3 separate regions of the Homo sapiens genome follow, and regions 2 and 3 are each linked to region 1. Evidence: chromatin loops called from intact Hi-C (ENCODE). Cell type or tissue: A673. All regions are shown on one strand. Links, peaks and the distances in the headings refer to the core of each region. The heading gives the core; the rest is flanking DNA.

Region 1 (7,761 bases), core at 1,960-4,459:
GGACGCGGGTGCTTTCACACGAAAGACACGAGGTCCTCTAGTTTTTCCTTCTTCGCTCCTCTAGCTTCTTTTTTACCCTCTTCCTTTCCTTCCTCCCTGGCCCCGAGCCCCCACCCCCTACACACACACACACACACACACACACACACACACACACACCCGTCTCCGAGCTCTGCCTCTCCTTCCCCAGTTTCCACTCCCCTGTAGTTTCCCTCTCCTTCGCCTCCTACTTTCCAGGAGGGATTTCTAATCCCATTCTAGTGCTGCCTGAAGGCACGTTCCGCTTTCCAAAGGCCTTTTTCTGTTCCCTTTCAGGTCATGGATTCAGGAGCCCAGGAATAAACCTAAAGCTTTTTTTCCTAACCGTTCAGATCGAAGGACTTTCGAGGTCCTCCTCAGTTCCACTTTTGCACACCTTAAGCTGCCCCCGTCGACTTGGCAACGTGTCCCGCGGTATTGTTCCTTTCATATTTTCTGTTTCTTAACAGGCAAACGCACATAAGGGTCCCCAGATGCAGCGAATGAACAGGTTTTCCTCGTAAAAATGATGGAGGTGAAGGTGGGGATGGGGGTGCTCTCCTCACTCCGGAATCTGAAGCGGGAGAGAGCTGGATAAACCGCCGAGATGACCTAAGTGGTCTGAGGCGACCAGCAGCGCGTCCACAGTGGAGGACCCAGGCCTCGGCTCAGACATGGCCTGCTCCGCTCTTTCCCTAGGCTCCTCTGCAACATCAGGCAACCAAGGCCTGCGCTCTCCTTTTCCTGAGGAGACTCCCTGGAACCTTCAAGAACCCCCCGACAGCCACCAGGATACCCGGTCTGAATGGTTTCCTACCAAGAAAGACCCCGAAGACCTGCAGTTCTGTCCAGAAACGAGTTTTTAGGGTCACTTGAATTTGAGCTGCTGCGAGGGCGGTGCTTTAGGGAGCAGAGTTCAAAGAGGAATTCCTCAGGACCCTAGGCCAGGTCCGCGTTAAAGGGCGCCTTACAAACCTCCTCTCCCCACACTCCCCCGCAGCCCCTTCCCCAACGTTTAAGGCACCGGATCTTGAGAAGCAAATCTAGTGCCCAGCTTCAAATCCCCGCCTTGGAAAAGTACAAAGAGAAAACTGATTTTTCAAATCCCAAAGCCCTTTCCTTTTAAGCAACTTGGAAAAACTCAGCTATAAACGCTTTCTCCTCTTATGCTAAAATTGAAAACTTATAGATTTTAGATGGAATGAAGAGAAGATATATTCCTTTTCCCTTTAAATAGCCACATTTCAAATTGTGCCAGGCAGCAATTTCTGCGAAAAAGGAGTGGCGGTTGGGATTGTTTGGGAGATGGAGTTTTATTTGTTCCCATTTATTTTGTTTTATTTTTGTTTTATTTTTTTCTTTGAGTTTCTTTGTTATTTTGAGATTCATCTAAGAGACTCAGAATTCCACTCTGAATAAAGCACTTTTTGTTGTTTCAAAATTTCAAACTGACATAAGTGTTGGATCATCAGTTTTCCCTTTGTCTGCCCTAGTTGTAAATAATGGCTTTGAGATTAGCTAATTAAGGGGCATTAATCACTGATAGAAAGGGAATAAATCAAAGCCTTGTTCTAAATTTCAAACTTGCCTGTATAGATGTGCATAGCTACTCTATCTGGAGCAGATAGGTGCTGTTTGAATTACTGTTCTTCAGAGTAAACCAAATCCACTTCGCTTTTAAAAAATGAATATTGTATTTATACAGCCTGGTTGTGCTGTTAAATTAAGTCTCTCTCCATTCTTATTCCGTTTCATAAACAAAGTGTAGAGACGACAGCGATTACGGGTTAAAAGAGCCCAATCTTAGCTTTTGCCTGGCATTATGCTTACCTTTTTGAGGGTGGGGAAGTCAGAAAAGGGAGGAATAAACCCTAAGCGGATACACATGGAAGGGGGATAAACAGATATGTATTGAGGTTTGTTTTTAATCAGAATACACTTTCTGTAGAAAATTTTCAAATCTTGCAGTATTTCAGGTATAATTCGCTAGAATACATTCCCTTAGCCCCCTGTGTAAGACATGAAAAACATTAGGTTCTGGTTTGTGAAAAAGAAAAGCAAGCATTCAGGGCGTGAGTGCGTGCGTGTGCGTGTGCGTGTGTGTGTGTACTGGAAAGAATAAGGCTCCTCTCTTCACTGCCTTTTGCTGCTGCAGTGATGCTCATTGCAGTTCGGCTGGTTCCACGCTCATAGCCCGGCACAGGGTTTGGGAGCTTGGACCATTTCAACACCGACAAAAGAGGCTTTTAAATAAGTACATGCCATAAAACAACAAGCCGGTCCCTGGGAGCAAGTAAAAATTTATTCGTTTCACGTAAAGCCCTCCGAAACAGTAAACACAGAGCAGATAATCCAGAGCCAGGCGGGGGATCTGCATCCTCTCGGCTTCGCGTCGGTGCCCGCGCGTGTGCGCGGCTGTGCGCGCACCTCGGCCTCTGCGGGCACCTCTCCCTCAACCCCCTCCCCAACCTTTGCAAGTGAAGACTTGTGTGTTGGGGTTCCTCACACCCTCCTCCTCCTGTGGGGCCTTGTCTCGGCTTAGCAGAGACTGTCATCTGAGGGCTCGGTTCAAGACTCCTGACTGGGAAATGTGCGGGTCTGGAAGGCAGAGTGGAGTCCCTGGGGCGAACTGGGAGAACTGCCCCTTTCTGCCAGAAAAGCGCCCCAGCCACGGGTTTGCCCCCGCACCGCCCCCCCCCCCCCGCCCCCCCACAACCTCCCAAGAGCTGCTGGTTGGAGAAAACGCCACTTCCCAGTCCCTAAGTCTCCCCACGTGTTGGGTTCCGTCCTTAACTGGACAGTGCTGGCTGCCAAAGGCAGGTGCCAATTCCCCAGAAGCTAAATCCTTCTAATAGCCTCAGCTTGCACACGTCTCTCCCCTCCTTCGGTTGCCGCTGCTTCTCCTTTTTCATTTTTTATTTTTAAAGTCAAGAACCTTATCACTGGTTTTAAGGTACCGTGCCATTAAAAAGAGGCTCGCAGTCTGCGGCGCGAGATCGAGGGGCCCAGGGAGAAAGGGGCCCGGGCGGAGGAGGAGCGGAGGCCAGGGAAGCCACATTTGCATAAAGCTTTGTCTTTCCTGCTTCTTAGGCTGCCGAGGGTTATAACGCTAATTACACAAGATTAATGTGGAGATTGTTCTCTATGGCTCACCAAGATTTATTTGAACAGTGAACTGCTCAAGATCCAAAGCCATAAACCATCCCACCCAGCCGCCGGCCCCCCGACTTTCTCCTTGCGGGAAGTGAAGTTTTTCCAAGTCCAAAGGAGAAAACGGGGAGCTGCCACTGGGTAGGAAGCTCCGAAGAGCTCATCTTGAGGGATATTGTTGTTTACACGAATTATCCGTCGGCCCTCGGATATACAAAGGCAATTCCCTGCCTTTTCTCTTTCTGCCGGCTTCCAAACGAAAGCCTTTTCTGCGGTGTTGTCTCTAAATTTGGGGGATGAGAGGCGGCCAATGAGCAAATCCGGTGCAGGAGCGCCCCCTCGTGGCTTCAAGGGGAAGGGACGCGGTTCTCGGCGTGCCCTCTGAGTTTGAGCGGTCTGATGCTGTCCCTCAGCGGATTAGAGTGGGATAGGGTTGAGTGCTGAGACTGGGAAAGCGGTTCTCAACCGCGGTTCACACTAGTATTCTAACCGAAATAGTAAACACACACACACACACACACACACACACACACACACACACACACACACACGACCACCTTCAGGGATTCTGATATTCTTAGGCAATTTTTTCTTTTCCCAGATAATATAATATGCTATCACTGTAGAGAACCAATATTTGAGAATTTCCTGGTTAGAGTGCAAGTGAAAAAGTTAACTGGCTTAATATTTAACTTTTATATATCATTTGATATTTACTTATTTTACCTAGAAAACCACAGGCCCACCATTATTTCCTGGGCTACTTGGGAGATATTATTTGAAAGATATTTTTTTTCAGGTTATTGGAAAAGTGATTTGAGTTTCAGTATTTGAAATTTTAAGATTTTTAAGACTAGGTTCTTGTTTCCTTCCTTCTTTCCTTGGGGTAAAATATATGTAGTGTTATCAATAATGATAAAAATAGAATTAATATAAAATTATAATTGTGAGGAGGGCAAGTAATAGCAGTCCACCACTCTAAGGTGGACACCAGATTCTTATTGCAGTAAGTTGTTGGTTGACTCACTTTGGACAATTCTTTTAATCAAGCTGTGCCTCAATTTCCTCTTCCACAAATGAAGTGAACCCATTGGATAATTTTAAGTTACCTTCTAGATTTAGTGAATGTGTAAACCTAAAGCACTAGAGAAAACACATGTTACTAAAAAGTTTGCAGATATAGGCTTTATATGTTATATTCATCCTTTCAAAGAGGAATTATTATTATAAATCCAGATTTTTGAAATGTGGCCTTTTCTATAGTCAAGGCATATCCAGAATTTTTTGTCTGGTACCAAAAAAAATCATATAAACATTAGAGAAATATAGCACAAACTTACACTAAAATAAAATTAAGCAACCTATCATTACTGCTCCATTCATCCAACCAGTCCTGCAATTCAGGCATAGTATTTTTGATAGTTTTGCTACTGTCTCCGCAAATGAATTGATATTTAAAAGGGAAGAAAACGCTGAATTTTTCTTCCACTGCACTCCAGCCTGGGCAAAAGAGCTGAATTCCATCTCAAAAAAAAAAAAAAAAGGAATATGAAATTGGAATTCAAATAAAGGTAGGCCTTATTTGTGGTTAGAATGGAGAACTGTGCCCATCACCATCTTTACATCATCTGCTTTACCACTCCAGCTAAGTGGTGAGCAGATACTTGTGATTAACTGCCCTTTGAGGGGCTTCAGCATGAAATATTTGAGACCCTTTCTGGGTTTCAGTTCTCAAGAACCAGATGTGCATCACCGAGACACTTTAGCAGAGGAGGCTGTGATTATTGGTATCAGCAGAAAAATGTGTTTTGGGAAGGCACCAATTAAAGGTGAAGTATCTCAAAGGAAACAGAAAAAAATTGTAAACAGCAACAGAACATGATGTTTTCACTTTGTTAATTCTCATCAAGAATCACAACACAATATAGCACTTAGATGCTCGATGGTTACATCAACACTCATATTAATATCTTTTAGTAAAATAAAGTATCAATCATATGAAAAATACAGTTTTTAATCATAAGCGGTAATTATTTTTAAGGTTACAGAGAGAATGAACATTTCAAAGACACAAGCACTGAAGCTGTTCACATCCCATACCTCATTTATGACAGCAACTTCAGAACTGGCTTATCTGGGCTATGCGTCCCAGCCTTTTGCATTTTTTCCTAGTAAATAAGCACTAGTTTGATTAAGGGACTTGCTTTGAAGTCTTGCTGGTATTTGAGATTTTCACAGTATTCTTGGCAACTTGGTTCCAAAAATGTTGTTTTATGATTACTTAAAAAAAATGTATCTGTGATGTTTAAGCAAAACAATAAGAGTTCATAAATAATTTGCTTTCATTTTATGGTAGTTTACATGATAATGTGACATAAAGAAGAGAATGTGCTTGAGTGTGTACAGGCATGTGTACAGCAATAGTAGTGGTGGTAGCACACACAGGTTGGGGTAACTGACCACTTCATGACACCTGCTATGAGAACTCCACCTCCTGCCACAGACCTGAACCTGGGCAGCCAGATTTTCACTATGCAACCAATCTAACCACCATTACCTCTGCCTTCTCCCTGCCCACAACTGACTGGAAAGGGATGAATCTCTTTTACAAGGATTCGGAGAAATCAAAGTCTCTCTCCCAGCACTTTGGGAGGCTGAGGTGGGCGGATCACCTGAGGTCAGAAGTTCGAGACCAGCTTGGCCAACATAGTGAAACCCTGTCTCTACTAAGAATACGAAAATTAGCTGGGCGTGGTGGCAGGTGCCTGCAGTCCCAGCTACTTGGGAGGCTGAGGCAGGAGAATCACTTGAACCTGGGAGGTGGAGGTTGCAGTGAGCCGAGATTCCCGCCACTGTGCTCCAGCCTGGGCAAAAAAGCTGAACTCCACCAAAAAAAAAAAAGAGAAAGAAAGAAAGAAAGAATGAAAGAAAGAAAGAGGAAGGAAGGAAGGAAATATGAAATTGGAATTCAAATAAGGTTAGACCTTATTTGTGATTAGAATGGAGAACTGTGCCCATCGCCATGTTTACATCATCTGCTATGTGCTATTGTTTAGCATCGGTCCTTGGTCAGACTGAGCTAATCTTCCTAGGCATTTTGTCTCCATCTAAAGATAGAACTTTACGATTAGGAATTTCTGACACTTGCAGATGTTAGTGAGGATGTTTTGGAGACATTTCTCAAAATGTGTCAATGCCTTTGGGAATGTTCTTGAAGAGAGAAAGAAAATAAAATGTATTAAGAAGCAATTTATATGGGGCAAGCATTTCGATACAGTGTCCTACTTAATCCTCACATGGCTTGGTGCTAGGAGTAGTCATCCACGCCCACTTTGCAGTCAGGAAACTGGGAGTCAGGAATTTCATAACTTAAACCACAGCAAAGATTGTTATCCTAGGGCTGAAATGGCATTTGGAGACCAGTGGTTATAATTCCAGAATCTAAAGTTATTCTGCCATGTGTGTTTCTTTCTATCAGTTAGTTATTTTGACTACGTTGGAGGAATATTCAACTCCATCTAATTACTCACTGATCTAGGTGGGCATCAAGTAAAACAGATAATATCACAGCCAAGATGTACAGAAGTAAGTTGCAGTCTTTTTCAAAACCTGATTTACTAAGATCATTGCTTTGGTTTTCTCAGAAACCTAGAAGCTGGTCTTAATGTTGAATTATCTCTGTTATCTGCATATAGGTAGATTCCCCTGGATTATAATTACTCACAGGTAGTCACATTTCCCCTTTTCCAAGAAACTTACCCCTCCAACAAATTAAGACACATCCTTTTCCTTATAGTATTTTCATCCTTCTTATTTTGGGTATTTTTTATCAAAAGATCCAGATGCTCTGTCCTGTCTCATTTGTCCCATGCTATTGTCTCATTCTCAAAGAGCCATTCATGATGAATGAGCCTTTAATGTTTTCTTTACATATATCCTTCTTTCTTTGAAGGATGTTAATATTCTTCCATTAATATTTCTTCTGAGCCAAGAGACAGATAACGTCCAACTGGCATATTTCCATACTGGACTGAATGATAATTTTATAATAAATATTGCATGTCATTTCTTATTATAAAAATCTCTTTTCAGCATGCATGTCCATTTTGTAAGAGGATTAGCTGGGCTTTGCTGTGGGATACTTGAACTTTTGGTAAGCTTTTTCAATCCTTTCATTTAGTGGAAAGGTGATTAAAATGACAGAAAAGCATTTAAACTTAGTTATCATGATCAACCTTCCCAATAGCTTTCTTTTTCTATCACGTGCTTTAGCCAGAGGTAAGAGAGCAATCATCTTTGAGGGCCTTCTCTACCTGCATCCTACGAAAATGAGTTTTCTAGAATTTTCTCAGATATTCCAGTGGAAGTGTTTCTTATAGTATCCTTTGCTGCCACCTGCTGTTCAGCCTACATTTATGAAAGCTGTCAATGCTATCCATTGTTGATGGTGTATTTTCTAACGTAAGGGGTGGGTAAAGATAACAAAACTGATGCATTGCCAGATCCTGTCAAGTGATCACACTTAAACATGACCTTCGAACCAGTAGCTGCATTTAATGTTTGTAGAAATTTACTTCCTTTGTCACACTCTTA
Region 2 (7,761 bases), core at 1,728-4,227, 1.7 Mb before region 1:
CTTCCTGCCTTGCCTCCAATCTGCCCCAAGCACTGTCAGCATTACAGGGCTGGGCATATAGAGTTTATATTTCTACTTGGAAGGGCCTTGAAAGATCCCTTAAGAGAGCTATTACAGTCTTTTGTACATCTCATTCTTCTTTCAGAGTCTACAGTGAATTAGGAATTGGGGAGCATTCTGTTTCTCCCCTAAGGGTGATTAAGAATCCTCAAGTTTCTTGAGGATATAAAGCTATAACCTTCTTAATGGATAGAAACTTCATAAATCTAATCCTGACTGCTGTCGCATATTACTTCCAAAGTTTTTTTGTTTTGTTTTGTTTTTGAGACGGAGTCTCACTCTGTTGCCCATGCTGGAGTGCAGTGCTGCCATCTCGGCTCATTGCAAACTCCGCCTCCCGGGTTCAAGCAATTCTCCTGCCTCAGCCTCCCAAGTAGCTGGGATTACAAGCATATGCCACAATGCTTGGCTTTTTAAAATTATTTTTATTTTTTATTTTTATTTTTTTATTTTTAGTAGAATCGGGGTTTCCCCATGTTGGCCAAGCTGGTCTTGAACTCTTGACCTCAAGTGATCCACCAGCCTCGGCCTCCCACACTGCTGGGATTACAGGCATAAACCACTGTGCCAGGCCTATTTCCAGAGTCTTCTATGGGTATCCTATTATTTTAGAGAACTTGAATCTACATGGGACTTTTGGATTTGATTCCGTTTGCTTATGTATCTGTTTTATTCAATTGCTATCGTTAGTGGAAGGAGTTAATAACATAATTCGTGAGGAAGAAAGCCTGGTAGAATTTTAACAATAGCAAGAAACAGTGGTGTGCTAATTTGGTCATTGTACATATCCCAGCTTGGTATCTCAATTTTAACAATAGCTCATGTGCTAAGTCATGCATACAGATGTTGAAGATATGACCTCAGGAGATCTTTCAGGCTGTGAAGACTATTATACCTAGTATAGTTTGTTACTGAGTTGCTCACCCCCTCTAGGAAGCAGCTAATTTGTGCAGCACACATGATCTTTTGCTTGTTGTCCAAGAGTACTAGAATACACCTGATTTCTAAGGCAAGCTTTTAACTTGCAGTGCTAGTCTCTAGATATAACTTAAGATATTTAAGAAGTCATAAAATGACTTTTTTTTGCTATAAGATGAAAAATTTTTATCTCGTATATAGTATGAAGAGTTGGACATTCAGTTATGCATTTGAAATATGCAAGAATGAAGGCCACTTAAAAAAATTTGGTCTGTTTTTAAAATATGAAAACAAACTAATAATCTATCTTAGTATGGTATATAGTATTGCATACATCTGAAAATGGTATCATATTTTGCTCAGCTGGAAATTGCCCTGGTGTTCAAAGTGTTTTTCATATAAAAAGATTAAACAATATTTAGACTCATTTTTAAAAATAATTTTAAAACGCTCATTAGGGTATACTTTTCTAACACTAGATTGACTTAAAAACCAAATCTTAGCTTGCAAGAATTAGGGTGTGACCGTATAATTCTTGCTCTTTTTCTTTCAGTAAGAACATACAGTCCTATTGATTCCTTTATTAACTTAAATATTTATTTTATGTTATTCAAACTAATTTAAATGTGAAAAGTATGGATTCCTAATAATGATACGAAAATAGGTCAGAAAGCTCCATCCTTCCTGCTTATATCAGCTTATAGAAGCATGTTCTCTTCAGTTTCTGTAGATCTGTTGTGTGTTAAGGCGCGGGCAAGGGCTAAGGTAGCAATTGTTTCCTACTCCTTGCACAAAATAGGATCTGCACATTGTCAACAGGCTGGAAATAACCAAACAGCAATGATTATGATGAATGGCTTTATCTGACCAATCTTATCTTTTCCAAGCTTAAGCAAGCTTTAAAAAATGGAAATCCTTATTCAGGCTTTGCTCCTTGCCATGATCTAAGGCAGAGGCCTCCAAAACAGTAACCTATAATTGGGGTCTATGAAATGGAGGACTTCCCACAGTAAAGTAATATCTTATTCTGCTTCCTGCATCTGCTGGGAAGTCTTTAGAGTAAATCTAACAAATGTTCACAAGGAACAGTTCCAGAAAATGTTACTTTCTCTTTAAAGGAGATGTGACTGTAATGAGTATCTCTCTCTCTCTCTCTGTCTCTCTCGCTCATCACTTACTGATTTGCTAGAATTAGATGATACAGTAAAATGAGCTCCATGGCATGGAGGTTGGATTACTTATTTTTATAAAATTAGCTTGTTAATAATGTATATTTCTAGTCATGGAATTTCCTACTATGTTCTTTTTGGAACCTTTGTCATTAGTCTGAAGACCTGCTGTATCTGTTCTTTCTTCTGGATATTTTTCAGTGACCTTTGACTAATCAAAAGTAGCATTTTGGCCTGTTCTAGCATTAGGTAATAAAAATGAAACCCTTCTCCCCCCAGTAAGAGAGCAATTGTAACTCTATATTCAATTGCCAAAAATAAATAATACTATTTATTTCTATAGAAAGAACTTGAAAATAATAACATCTATAGTTTTAAATTAGAGGTCCACATATAACAGAATAGTATAACACAAAATGGCATGGAATATTTTAGCACAATAGTAGAAACCAAGAGATGTGAGCTCTATTAGGGTAAATGACTAGTCAATGACTATAAGCCCTTCAACAACGAGGACTTCTGTTATTCTTATCTGTGAAGTTAAAAAATGGGATTGTAGATGTACTAAATTATTTTTATATTATAAAATTACATAATTTACTGTGAGATTTAAGTGGCACATCCCTTTTTGTCCTGTTTTGAGTATTAAATAAGATAGCATATGGAGAGTCCTAATGTGGTGCCTGGGACTCAGGAAAGAATCGATAAATGGCAGTGATATTCCTTATGATTTTGTGAATTACATTTGTCAGTTAAAACATGTTACTTTAACAATAACCACAAGATGGCAGTATTCACCTTCATAGTTAAGTTTTTTTCTATTAAAATGCTGCGGAAGGAGTTGGGTGTATTGTTTTAGCGACTTCCAAGTAGAACAAATGAAATAGTTTTCTCACTTGAAAGGAGAGCAGTTTTAAGATTTTATGTATGTATATACACACACATCAGTTTCCAAGCTGCTAAAGATTACCTATCTTGATACATTTTTCACCTAACCACGTGTCTTCTGAAAAATTCTGAATACATTTTGGTCCCCTTCTATGTGGACTGATGCTTCTTGGATAGTGGATTCTCCTTCAGCCTTCAGGTCTATCTATGAGGATAAAACAGAGAAATAAATTATAGTTCAAATTTTGCACTTTGGCTGGTGAATCCTGGGCATAATTTGAGTAGTATGTGACACAACCTCAAAAGCAAGGTTATTTTTTAAATAACAATTTTATTTTTTAATGAAATGAAGGCTAGCTAGCTAGAAAACATAATCTTAGTTTAAAGAGTCATGAAAGAGGAAATCTGTTTAAAAGATTAAAGCCATTTGAAATGTATAGACGATTATTGAGTAGGGGAAAATGTGTTTTCCTGTGATGGTGTACATTGCACATACTTCATTCCAGTACGATTAGCATGGGAGTGTCAGTTCTTACTAAGAAGAGTTGGAACTCACACATTCATCATCACCGTGTTATTTAAATTGATTTTTTTTTCTATGGTGGATTTCTTTGTGTTTGAAGGGTCCAATTTGGTTCAGAAGGAAACATTTGACAATGAAATATGTAGGAGCCACTTGGCTAGCACATGACATCAGTTAAGTTATACAGAAACTCAAAATTAAAATTCTGATTCTTTCAAATGAAAAATGATCTCAATTTTTGTTTCCTGTGAGAGGTTTTTTGTATAAATTGACCTGTATAGCACCAAAATAGTAAGATGTCTTACAATTAAGTTTGCTCATAGAAAACATTAAAGAAAATGATTTTTATTAAAATAAAGATATACATTTATGCACATTTTTAAAAAGCACTGTAAAAAAATGAAGATCTGTAAATGAAGGAACTCTGGAGTGACACTTGCCCACATTGAGAACATAGAAACACCATTGATACATTTCTTCATATTTATAAAATTACACAAAAGTTATATATGGCGAATGGAGAATAAAACCATACCTTTGTTGGAGTATTCCAAGAGTATATAGAAGTATAGTGTATATTTTATCTATAGCTCCTCATTGCCCTTTTTTAATGAAGGTAAATGATAGACATTAATTATTCTAAGTTGGAAGATGAATTAACTTAGAAAAATAAAAATTGCTTCTAAACTCTGTTAAATTGTTTTGATGCAACCAACTTACTCCCTTTCTTCCTCCCTCCCTCCTTTCCCTCCCTCCCTCCCTCCCTTCCTTCTTTCCTTTTCTCTCTCTTTCCATTTCTTCTTTCTTTCTTTCTTTTCTTTCTTTCTTTCTTTCTTTCTTTCTTTCTTTCTTTCTTTCTTTCTTCCTTCCTTCCTTCCTTCCTTCCTTCTTTCTTCCTTCCTTCCTTCTTTCTTTCCCTTTCTTTCTTTCTTTTTTCTTTCTTCTTTCTTCCTTTCTCTTTCTTTTTAACTCTTTTTCTCCCTTCCTTCCTTCCTTCTTTCCTTCTAAATCAGCCAGCATCATAAGAATTCTGAGAGCTTTCAAAATCTTCAGCTTAGCTCTAATACTAGCTCAACTATAATTATTGTAATTAAAAACAAAAAAGAAAAAGGCAAAGCCACAGATTTAACTGTTGGTAAAAACAACAGCTTGGATGGGAACAGTTTAGATGGGAAGAGAGTGGTAGTGGTCACCATCGAAGTAGGTCAAGAAATCTTATCTGATTCTCTGGTAGTATAAAAATGTAAATTGGTGATATGCTTCAGTAATGCCTTATTTGATATGATAAAGTATTTTAATTTAATTTGATTAAAGTCACTTTAACTCAGCACACACTATGTAGAAGGCTATTCCCTCCAAAAATATATTTTTTTCTTCTTGTACTTGGCTAAAGTATAGTGAATAGATTCCTGGATAAAGAGCCTGGCATTTTGAGTTACTGTTCTGGCATTTACAAAGCCACTCAAATTCTTTGCTAATGTCTTCAGCTTCTTATCTGTACAATAAACATCTTTTGCTAGATAATCTCTGATGTCATGGTCAGAGCTCACGTTCTAGATCACCTAGACCAGTTTATTTTCAAGACTTAGTTCTATATAATTTTAAGATTTTCTCAGAAACCATATAGGGGCTGCCTTTGCCGAAATGGGTATATACTCCTGGCCAAGTTTCAGCCAGAGCAACCTCACCTTTACCTTCACTCATGTTGTACACTAGGATAAGAAGTAAGCTTTTATTTGAAGAAATTCTCTACCTTAAAATGGTTGAGAGCCACTGATCTGGTCTGGATTTTCCTCTCCCCTCATTTTATAGAGGAAAGACAAAGATCCATAGAGGTTAAGTGTTAGGTTTAGGTCACATCGTGTAAGTAAAACTCCACCCAGAACCCAGGTCCTGACCTCCAGGTTACAGCCCTGCACCTCCACTACCCTTCCCTGCATTTTGTTTCTGGTGGAGTTAGGCTGGTACCTCTGTGCATTTCAAGCATGAATCGCCCACTTCTTCAAGAGGTTGTTCAGCCTACTGAAGAATGATATCTTCTTTTCTCTCTTGGCACCAGTATTATGGAAAACAGAAACTTATTCATTCTTCTCCACTCTGTTTTAATGTACTTAGTAACAAATGGCTTCAACAAATTCTGTTAGCTAATTGTTGTTATAGAGAATGGTTCAAAATAATCTGTTTCAAAACCAAATTGCTATTTTCAGCAGATGTCACCTAAGATTTAATAGCTTGAGACCATCCAACCCCATTCAGCAGATCCAATATTATACATAGAGTGCATTTTTGCAAACTAGAATAGAGCACAGTGGGAAGTAACATGGCTCAAAGTAAGACTTGAATGGATGCTTTATTATGGCCATGCTCTAAAGCATAGAACTCCTAGGTCTTGATTGCATATTTGTCAGTGTGTTGGAGCAGACCCAGTGATGAGGTCTGAGGAAATTCTTTGCTCTGCCAATATGGGTTTATTGACCCACCTCTGTGTGGAGGTGTGCTGACCATCTATTCAGCAATAAACCTTGATTAGGCAATTTAGTTACTACAAGAAACCTACTCAGCTGATTGTCAAAGAATATGCATTTGCCCTTAATCAGCAGCTGAGAATGTTTGCACTGCAAGTTCTAGCCAGAGAACACAATTTTGAATTCTTTGCTGTTCAATTCCTATCAAAATCTTGCTTTTGAGAAATTATAATGAAGGAGGATTGACTGAGGCTATAAAAGCCATTGAATGTATTTTATAGTCTTTGTATTACACCATCAGAATGTTGCATACTTACACTATGTAGCCTCTTCTAAAATTGATTTAAATCAATTGTATCGCACATGTGACATTAGCTTGCATGGAATAAACAAAGGAACCCTACTTAAAGTTCTTAAAGGGGTATCACTAAGGAAGTGGGTTGTTACATCTCATAGTATGATTTTAATGAAAATTTATGGAAGAAGTTCTTTTCAGATCTCTGGTATCAAGAAAGCTATCTGTACCTAAGTTTAAAAAGAACTCTTATGAGTACCACGAATGTTTTCACTGGTTTTATTTCATTCTTTGCTTTTACTGCTAGGAAGCACTGAGATGAATCTGCAGCCCACCTCTATCATATATATTAATAGGTGCATTTATAAAATGCATTTTTAAAAAATGTGCTAAATATTTTTTCTTTTTCAATGTTTCCCCTTCATATGTTTTACCTTATTATTTGTATTATGAGAAAAAGTCATAGATTTATTTCTTTTCCAGAACAATAAATACATATGAACATAAATAATCAAATCTTGAGGTTTAGGATAATAAGTATAGGCACCTGAGTATTAATCTGGGTGTCTGTCTGTGCTATCTCTTGTCTTAGTCGCTGCCAAGACATACTACCTCTAAATCTCCATTTGTTTCTCTTTTTCCATATTTCTAGTTCTACTTCTACTGACACTAGAGCTGCAATTAAAGAGAGAACTGACTGTGTTCTCTTGTGGTCGGTGAGAATAGATGTTAGCAGATCCCAAGAATCATGTCAAAGGTTTATATGACAAAGGGAAAAATTGTTAAATCGATGCCTGGAAAGAAGGGAAAGGAAGAGGAGAGGACCTGGGAAACTGTAAGACTGGATACTTCCTTGGAGGGGAGGTAGGAAGGAAACTTTGGAACTATTTCCCTTAAGAGGCAGGTATGCAATTTAAAGGGCAAATTAGTTATCTGGGTGATGAGCGTTGCACACCTCTGCTCTGTTTCCACTTGTAGTCGCTAATAAATAATCTCAATGTTAATTATAGGAGTGCATTTTTTTGTGGAATTTGAGGGGATGGGTTTCCTGTCTGAGGCCGTAGGGGCAGCACAGAGGGAGAATGCAATGTCATGGGAGCTCAGATGACCAGGTTAGTTTCTGATACTGAGAATTCGTATCATTCTCAGGGAGTGGATTAAGCTTCCAAAAGTCAAGAAATTGTGTAGGAAGGAAGAAGATTCTAGTCAAATTCACTTAAATCTCTGAGTGACAAAAGACCATACAGACATTTGTTAGAATAGGGTAATCACACAATTTATTATCCATACCAGGATACTTTTGAGGGTGTAGAGGGTGTTATTAATAAATATGCTGTAACAACAAGTGTATATCTGCATTGTCTCAGGCAAAATGGGACAAATGGCTGCCCCACGTATATCACTTAATAGTTTTTCATTATATTGCACAATGGCTTGAATGCA
Region 3 (7,761 bases), core at 1,728-4,227, 1.6 Mb before region 1:
TCAATCCTAACTAACTCTAAAGTGTCATTCATATCTTTCTGTATATCTTTCTTCATTTAGATATTCCACTCCCCCAACATAGCAAAGTATAATCAAATGGACAGCAGAAATGACTAGATTAAATTTAAAACAAAGCAACGCACAACCACACACAATCATATTAGAAATAGATAATAAAAACAAATTCGGATTTTCTTTATGTTCTCATTTTTGCCATTATTTGTTTAAACATTGTACAACATATCCTGAAATCAGCAAATGTAGTCTGGAGAATCCTACAAGCACTGCATCATTATTTATTATAGCAGTAAATTTAAATAGAAATCAACAACAAAAAAGTAATAAATAAGAGTGTTGTGAATTCTGTACAATTTGTTAATTCACTTCACAGGACTTTTCCACTGTTTTTAATGCAGAGTGAAATTTACTACTGCCACAGTGGAATTGCTAGAGCCTTATAGAAAACAACATATATGCTTAGCTAAAGACTTTTATCTAATAAAGTAATTTGAAATTTTCATTAGATTCTGGTTTCTGTGGCAGCAAATGTATGCAGTGAGGTCATTCTGTCTAGACAAAGTCTATTTAATTTCTTACCCCAAATCAAACAAATTAGTTATCTATAGATCTAGGCTTATTCTACAACATCCAATATGGTTCCTTGCACCTGGGTATTTTGACTCCTACAACGAGATCACACAGCTTTATTTATACCTCATTGCCCTGATGGCCTTCCAGCCCAATTTCTAGTTTATCCAGAAATTTTATTTACTTTTAATAATATAACCTTTGCCAATCAGTTGATAATTTTTGTTTGACAGCTGCGTTGAAGTATTACATTACTTTTGAAAAATAACAATAACGGAATTGAAATATATTTATGAGTTTTTAAATAGATGAAGGTTTTAATGGTGGCAAATATTTATAATTACTAATATTTATTTGGTTAACTAGTGTTTTGATGTAGGCATCTAAGTGTAGTAGAATAATAGTAAGTTGGCTTGCAAAATATCACCTAAAAGGGAATAAAGATTACTGATCATAAGATTTCATAAATTATATAAATCTTTTATTGATTTAATTTACTCACATAAAGTTATATATAAAAATATGCTAGTCTCTGCTAGCATATGGAATTTTTGGTCCTAGCTCTTAGCATGTTTTATTGAGGGCAAGATTTTTGGAATTTTCTGTTTATATGGAAAAATTACAGCAAGGCTTTTGTTCATACACAAAACTGCAGTCGGTAATTTGTCCCCTACTGTGGAAGAGTTTAATTCTGTGGATAAGATTTTCTTAAACTCCATTTCTTAATATGATCAAAAACTAAGTTTTTCTCAAGCAAAAAATGGTTACTTTTTAATTATGAGGATTTTGGCCACATGTTTGTCTTGCCTGAAGTCCACTTAACTGCTTTGTTTGTTGCTGCTTTGAGTTCCGATTGTTGTTGGTATTTCCTAGTATTCTGAAACCCTGGGCTATTTCCGACTAAAATTACAATGTGTAGTTATTAATTTCATCAGATTTGCAAGGTACATCCTTCTAAAAGGGCTTGTACTGTTGAGAAATATAATCAGGTTTCAACATTCTTATGACTTTTAATATACACTGTATTTGGTTGTTTTTTGTCCATCTCAGCAAAAGCGTATACATATATTTAATTTTATTGATCTTATTTTGTTCTGTTTGGCGCCAGATATAATTTATAGTTGTTATGACTGAAGTTTAATATGTTAGGTCATGCATTTTTGTTGGTGTTAGTTTTTCTGGTCAGGGAAGGAAAGGGTGATCAACGGTAGGATCAACTAAGCTTTGTTTGAATTTATCTACTCTTTAAAGACTCTATAGCCTCATTCAATATTAGAGTACTACATTTGGATGATAGTAATGTGCAAGTTTAAACATTATTGTTAAAATGGGTATAAACATAATAAAAATTAAAATATACTCAGAAATTTCCAAAAATCTTGCCTTCAATAAAGCACATTAAGAGCTAGGACCAAAATTTCATATGTTAGCAGAGATTAGTATATTTTCATCTATAATTTTATGTAAATAGATTAAATCAATAAAAGAGCTATATAATTTATGAAATCTTATAATCAGTAATCTTCATTCCTTTTTAGGTATCACTTTTACAATCCAACTGACTGTTATTCTATGATAGTTAGATGCCTATATCAAAACACTTGCTAACCATATGAATGTTAAAAATTATAACTATTTGCCATCATTAAAACATTCATCTATGTAAACTCATATTCTTCCTAATTATAGTAGGTTAAAAGCTTTCCTAATTTTTTGTAATTAAATCAATCATTATTTTTATACTTCAAATTTGTACTTATGTAATTATGACAATTTATAAGGCTACATAAAACCTAAAATATTGATTATAAGATTACTGTTTTAGCTTGTGGGGTTATCATCTAAGCTGGATTTGTATATTGAGATGAATTATACTTTCATTTAGTATGCTGTTAAATAATATTTTGCTAAATAACATTTTAATTTTTGCATCCATTAAATTAAAATAAATATCCTTTTTTTTTTTAGTAACAGGGCATTTGATAATTGAGTGCTATCCCTTTGTTTTCTAAGCAACGTGGTAGTGGTAAGATACAGACAATAGTAGAATGCCTGGAATCAAAAGTGGTATTGTTCACTTATTTATTCCAAAAGAGGGCAGCAAAAGTCTATTTTATATAATCTTCTGCCATGTGCAGATGCCTTCTGGTCAGTGGTTATTTTTGCATGACTCATTCTTATTTTAAAATCAAATATCCCTTTCCTCTACTCAAAATACAAATTGAAAATAAATAACAAAACCAATTTATTGTGAAAAATATTTAGAAGAACATAAAAACAAAACATAATCTTACCTGAAGCAGGTAATTTATCAAAAGAAGAAAATTCTGCCAATTGTCATGGTTTTCTTTGTCTCACTCTTATCAAATGCAATTAAAACTGGAATCAAATTGTTTTAGCCTTCATTTATTCTATGTTCTTATCACTACATAGTCACTGAAAAAATGTTTATCTAATTGTACATAAAGCATCAACACTGTATTTCTGTTATAAAATTATTGCTGATTTTTAAAGAATAATTGTAATTTTAAACAAAATTTTGGCATCAAAAAATGAGGAAACCTTTTGACTGAGAAATCAAATGTGATTTCAGTCAAACTTTAGGTGCATAAGTTACTGCTCTAATGATGGTTAACTTGAAATATGTTTCTGTTTATCTTTATTTTGTTGAGTTTCTCCTTAAAGAAACATTGAACCCTGAACTCACATTAAAAGAAGCATCAGAAGATTGGGCTTCAAAAATTTCTTCCTTTCTTACATACAGTTTTTCAGGCTTCAACTTTTTATGCTTTAGCTATGTGAAAAGTTGTCCTTTCATTTTTTTAATAAAATAATCTTAAAAATATTGAGCATGCAATTAGATGGCTTTCAAATCTTGGAATTGAAACTAATGAGAAGTAGGAGAATGAGGGTTGCAAAATGTCTGAAATGTCAACTATCTTTAAGTTGCTGAAAAACAACATGAATTTATAGTCATTGGCTAGTACTTTCAAGAGGAATGAAGGAAAATAAATAGGGAAAAGAGAGCATATTGTGCTGAAGTAGACTTTCTTCATGACAATGTCATCCTTTGATAATTGATATGGTTTGGCTGTGTCCCCACCCAAATCTCAGCTTGAATTGTATCTCCCAGAATTCCCACGTGTTGTGGGAAGTACCCAGCAGAAGGTAATGGAATCCTGGGGGCTGGTCTTTCCCGTGCTATTCTTGTGATAGTGAATAAGTCTCACAAGATCTGATGGGTTTATCAGGGTTTTCTGCTTTTGCTTCTTCCTCATTTTCTCTTGCCGCTGCCAGGTCAGAAGTGCCTTTCACCTCCTGCCATGATTCTGAGGCCTCCCCAGCCACGTGGAACTGTAAGTCCAATTAAACTTCTTTTTCTACCTGGTCTCAGGTATGTCTTTATCAGCAGTTTGAAAACAAACTAATACAATAATAGTAATGAAATGCCAAATTTCTCACACATTAACTTTCTCTATTTTGATTTAATTTTTTATTTGGTACATTTACAACTTCTGGAACCATCTTATCTTTCATAAGTAACTACATCCTAAGCTTTTTACTTGGTAATGGAAAAAGCAATTCATAGACAACTTCATGCACTAAGTATTGCATGTAAAATGATAGCATGGTATGTAGCACACTGTAAGTACTCTTTATTATTATTATTACTTTATAACTATCATCTTTTCTTATCTGAGCACAGAAACGCACTTTCATAAGTCATCCTGCAGAATGTTTCTTGACAAGCATGTGTTACGTTAACGGGAGATAATGGGATAGGATTACCATGAGCTAGCAGGTGTGTTTGCACAGCCCAATGAATCCATATTTATAGACAACATTTATTGAGCATGTATTATGTGACAGGCACAATGCTAAGTATGTTATGTGTATTATATCACTTAATCCACCCAGGAGGAAACTGAGGTTTAATAGTAGAGTGATTTCTTGTTGTGAGGGAAAAATATTGATCTGCATAACTTTTAGGTGAAAAAGAACTAATTCAATGCAAATAGTGGAGTTGAGAGTTCCCCAGCCTTATCTTTCTATTCTGGCCTGGGTTTTTACTCCACTTGAAGTGCTCAATGCCTTCTCATTTTTCTCACTTTTTTTCTTACAGCTTTCAACCTATGTTCTCAGGAAAAGATCAAAGTGTAGCCCTATACTCTTTAATGTAATTTTAAGTTACTATGTTACTTTTCCAATACTTTGCATTTTAAGACATCTAGTATTGTGGATTGGAAGTTTTGTCATCAGTTAAGGGGCATTCTGATATAAATCAATAGATGGGAGAAATATTGGGTGGTTTGGGGAGGGTTGTGGTGGCAGCAAGCTGGACTTTCAGTATTTTCCAGTCACAACATATGTACAAGTACCCTTAAGACAATAGATAATTGCAGTCCACACAATCAGGCCTAGTAGCCTGGGCTATAGTACATGCTTAATAAATTGTTGAACGGGTAAAAAAATACATATGAAACATTTTACACATATTGACTAATACAACCCACACGATAATCCTGTGAAGTAAATATTGTTCTTATTTTCATTTTGCAGCTGGGAAACCTAAAGCCAAGAGGAGTTAGGAGGCTGCCTAAGGATGGTAGAGGGAATATTACAAATCTTGGCATTCTGGCTCTATAGTCTAATGCTCTTCACCTTTGTTTTCTGTTTCTCACTTTCTGTCTCTTTCTGTTTTCCAGAGTTTCATCCATCCTTGGTATTCTTCACATCTTAATCTCTACTTTCTATGTAAAGGATATCATATTATTCCTTGGTCATGACTACTAATTAAAGTGCACAAATTTAAATTTCTGTATCAACTTGCTATTGTATTTTCAAGCATCTACCAACATCACATGGGTCTCCCAAAACTTCTCAACCCCAGCAAGTCCCAAGCTGAATTTATTATCTTCCCTGCCAAGCTATATTCTTCTTTTTTTCATCATCCACTAACCTATCAAATATTTAAAAAACTTATGGTTGTATGTGGCTCTTAATTCTCCCTAACAGCCTACATCTGTTGAATTGCCAAATCTATCCTTTTAAGGTCTTTACACCTGTCTTTTTCCCTCTCCTTCTCTACTGCTAAAATCATTATTCAAACCTTCATCTTATATCACCTCGATTATCACATGACTCTTTTAATTGCTGTCACTGACACTGTCTTTTCCCACTAATTCTTTTCCATAGTCTGTCACCATTGTTATCCGAAAAATTATTCTCTCATAACTTTACCTGCTTTAAAACAAGCCATCAGCATCATGCCATTACCTACAAGATAATCTTCCTTTTGTGGCATCTAAGACCTTCCACAGAAGTGAGGGGTTCCTTTGTCAGCATCTTCTTCTGCCTCTTCTCCTGCACGTCCTCTCCTCCAGCCCAACACGGTTTCACGCTTCTCTTGGTGTGCTCCTCTTTCACATCCCTGGACCATTGTTCACTCTCTTTCTTGCCTTTCCTGCCTTTGGTTTGCTCTTGTACTCCTAGAAAATTAATTTATCTTTATAGCCCTGCTAAAATTCCATGGATTATTTTCCTAATACCTTCAGGAATAATTACTGACATTCCATGGCATTTGAAGTTTTAATTATTGAATTTTCATTTTGAGATGTTTGATGAAAACAAAAATAGGTAACACATAAGAAATGAAGAAGAATTATAATTGAATTGTAATTCCATCAAACACCTGATGAACTAGATTATGAAAATTCTTTTGAAACTACCTGGATGTACTTCCTCACTGCCACCAACTGCCTCCCATCAAATTTAATCACTATGTTGAATTTAGTGTTTATATTTCTTTTGCTCTTTAAAATAGTATAACTAGGAATGTATGTGTCTTTAAAAATATAATGCGTATATTTTTGAGTCTCATTCAAATCCTATCGTATTGTATATTGTCTACCGCAGTTTCTTTTGCTTACTCAAGACTATATTTCTAAGATTCTTTGGATATTGCCTATGGGCTGAGGGTAATTCATTTTCACAGTTGTATTATATTTCATTTTAAACTATGTCACATGTATTTGTATTTTTTTTTCTGTCTTTTTTTTTGAGATGGAGTCTTGCTCTGTTGCACAGGCTGGAGTGCAATGGCGCAATGCAACCTCTACCTCCTGGGTTCAAATGACTCTCCTGCCTCAACCTCCCGAGTAGCTGGGACTACAGGCACCCGCCCCCACACCCTGCTAACTTTTGTGTTTTTAGTAGAGACGAGGTTTCACCAGATTGGGCAGGCTGGTCTCGAACTCCTGACCTTGTGATCCACCCACCTTGGCCTCCCAAAGTGTTGGGATTACAGGAGTGAGCCACCGCACTGGTCCTATTTGTATATTTTCTTAAAGGTAAATGCTTGAGTTCCTTTCAATTTTTAAATATTATGTTATGAGCATTGTTGAGCATTCCAGAAATGAACATGTGCAATAATTAGTTTAGGGCATATATCTAGCGGTGGAGTTGCTATATGTAAGACTACATGCCTATTCAACTTTAGAAGAAAAAGACATTTTTTTTCCAAAATGGATCTGTCAGTCTCCACTCTCACCAACAGTGTGTATTTCCTCATTGTGGGAAATTTACATGCTGGTATCCTCCAATAAGCAGTGACCCCTCAAAGTGAGGGACTATATCTCATTTTCCCTATTATCAGCTCAAATACCTAGACCAGAGCTTGGTGCCTAGTAGGTGCACAGCAAATGTTAAATGATTACATATACAATAGGTTAAGCACCATTAAAAAAATCAAGGAAATAGAGATGAAAGCTAAGGACAAGTGAGGAATTTGTTTATTACTCAATTTAGGCATAATTTTAATTTAGCCCGAGATGTTTTACTTTTTCTTCCCTCATGAAATGGTACTAAAACCAGTGAGGCACGACTGAAAATTAAATTTGTCTTTTCAGGAGAACTGCTATTTAATATTTGCTATTTTACATGGAAAAACTCATTTGTGTTGTGAATATTTTATAATATTTGTCAATATACTATTTTGGCTCTAGAAACATTTTCTATTCATATTACTTGTGTTTCACACACACACACACACACACAAATCCTATTAGGTTTTATGGAAACTTTTTATGTAAAAGTGTGCTTTAAAAAATGTTCTTTTATTCTGTTTCTTAGTCTTTTTAGTAAAGAATATAACATAGGTTAAAAAGAGGAAGT

Evidence for each region. Hi-C counts contacts between places; a loop is a spot of excess contacts. Peaks named below come from ENCODE experiments on the same cell type or tissue, not always from the same donor. Only the 100,000 strongest peaks of a DNase experiment are listed, where the experiment ranks them.
Region 2: a loop joins it to region 1, with 13 times the contacts of the local background. A loop is called at or near these places in 83 of 110 quality-filtered maps.
Region 3: it touches region 1 in a loop (8-fold over the local background); 16 of 110 quality-filtered maps call a loop at or near these places.

What each region holds. Positions count from the first base shown.
Region 1 is chr5:50,958,860-50,966,620 of GRCh38, reverse strand. It overlaps LOC124901181 (a long non-coding RNA gene), which reads left to right. Exons shown (of 2, transcript XR_007059131.1): 2 at 489-1,470. Among named protein-coding and RNA genes, the nearest start is that of LINC02106, 7.4 kb to the left of the region's middle. RefSeq lists an enhancer at 2,980-3,517. In A673, for the core only: a CTCF peak has its summit at 3,514 (motif pointing left); a DNase peak (open chromatin) is centred at 3,520; H3K4me3 peaks cover 1,546 bases; H3K27ac peaks cover 485 bases.
Region 2 is chr5:52,652,558-52,660,318 of GRCh38, reverse strand. No RefSeq gene overlaps it. Among named protein-coding and RNA genes, the nearest start is that of ITGA1, 130 kb to the left of the region's middle. In A673, for the core only: a CTCF peak has its summit at 2,944 (motif pointing right); a DNase peak (open chromatin) is centred at 2,968; H3K4me3 peaks cover 700 bases; H3K27ac peaks cover 993 bases.
Region 3 is chr5:52,555,492-52,563,252 of GRCh38, reverse strand. No RefSeq gene overlaps it. Among named protein-coding and RNA genes, the nearest start is that of ITGA1, 230 kb to the left of the region's middle. In A673, for the core only: a CTCF peak has its summit at 2,677 (motif pointing right); a DNase peak (open chromatin) is centred at 2,682.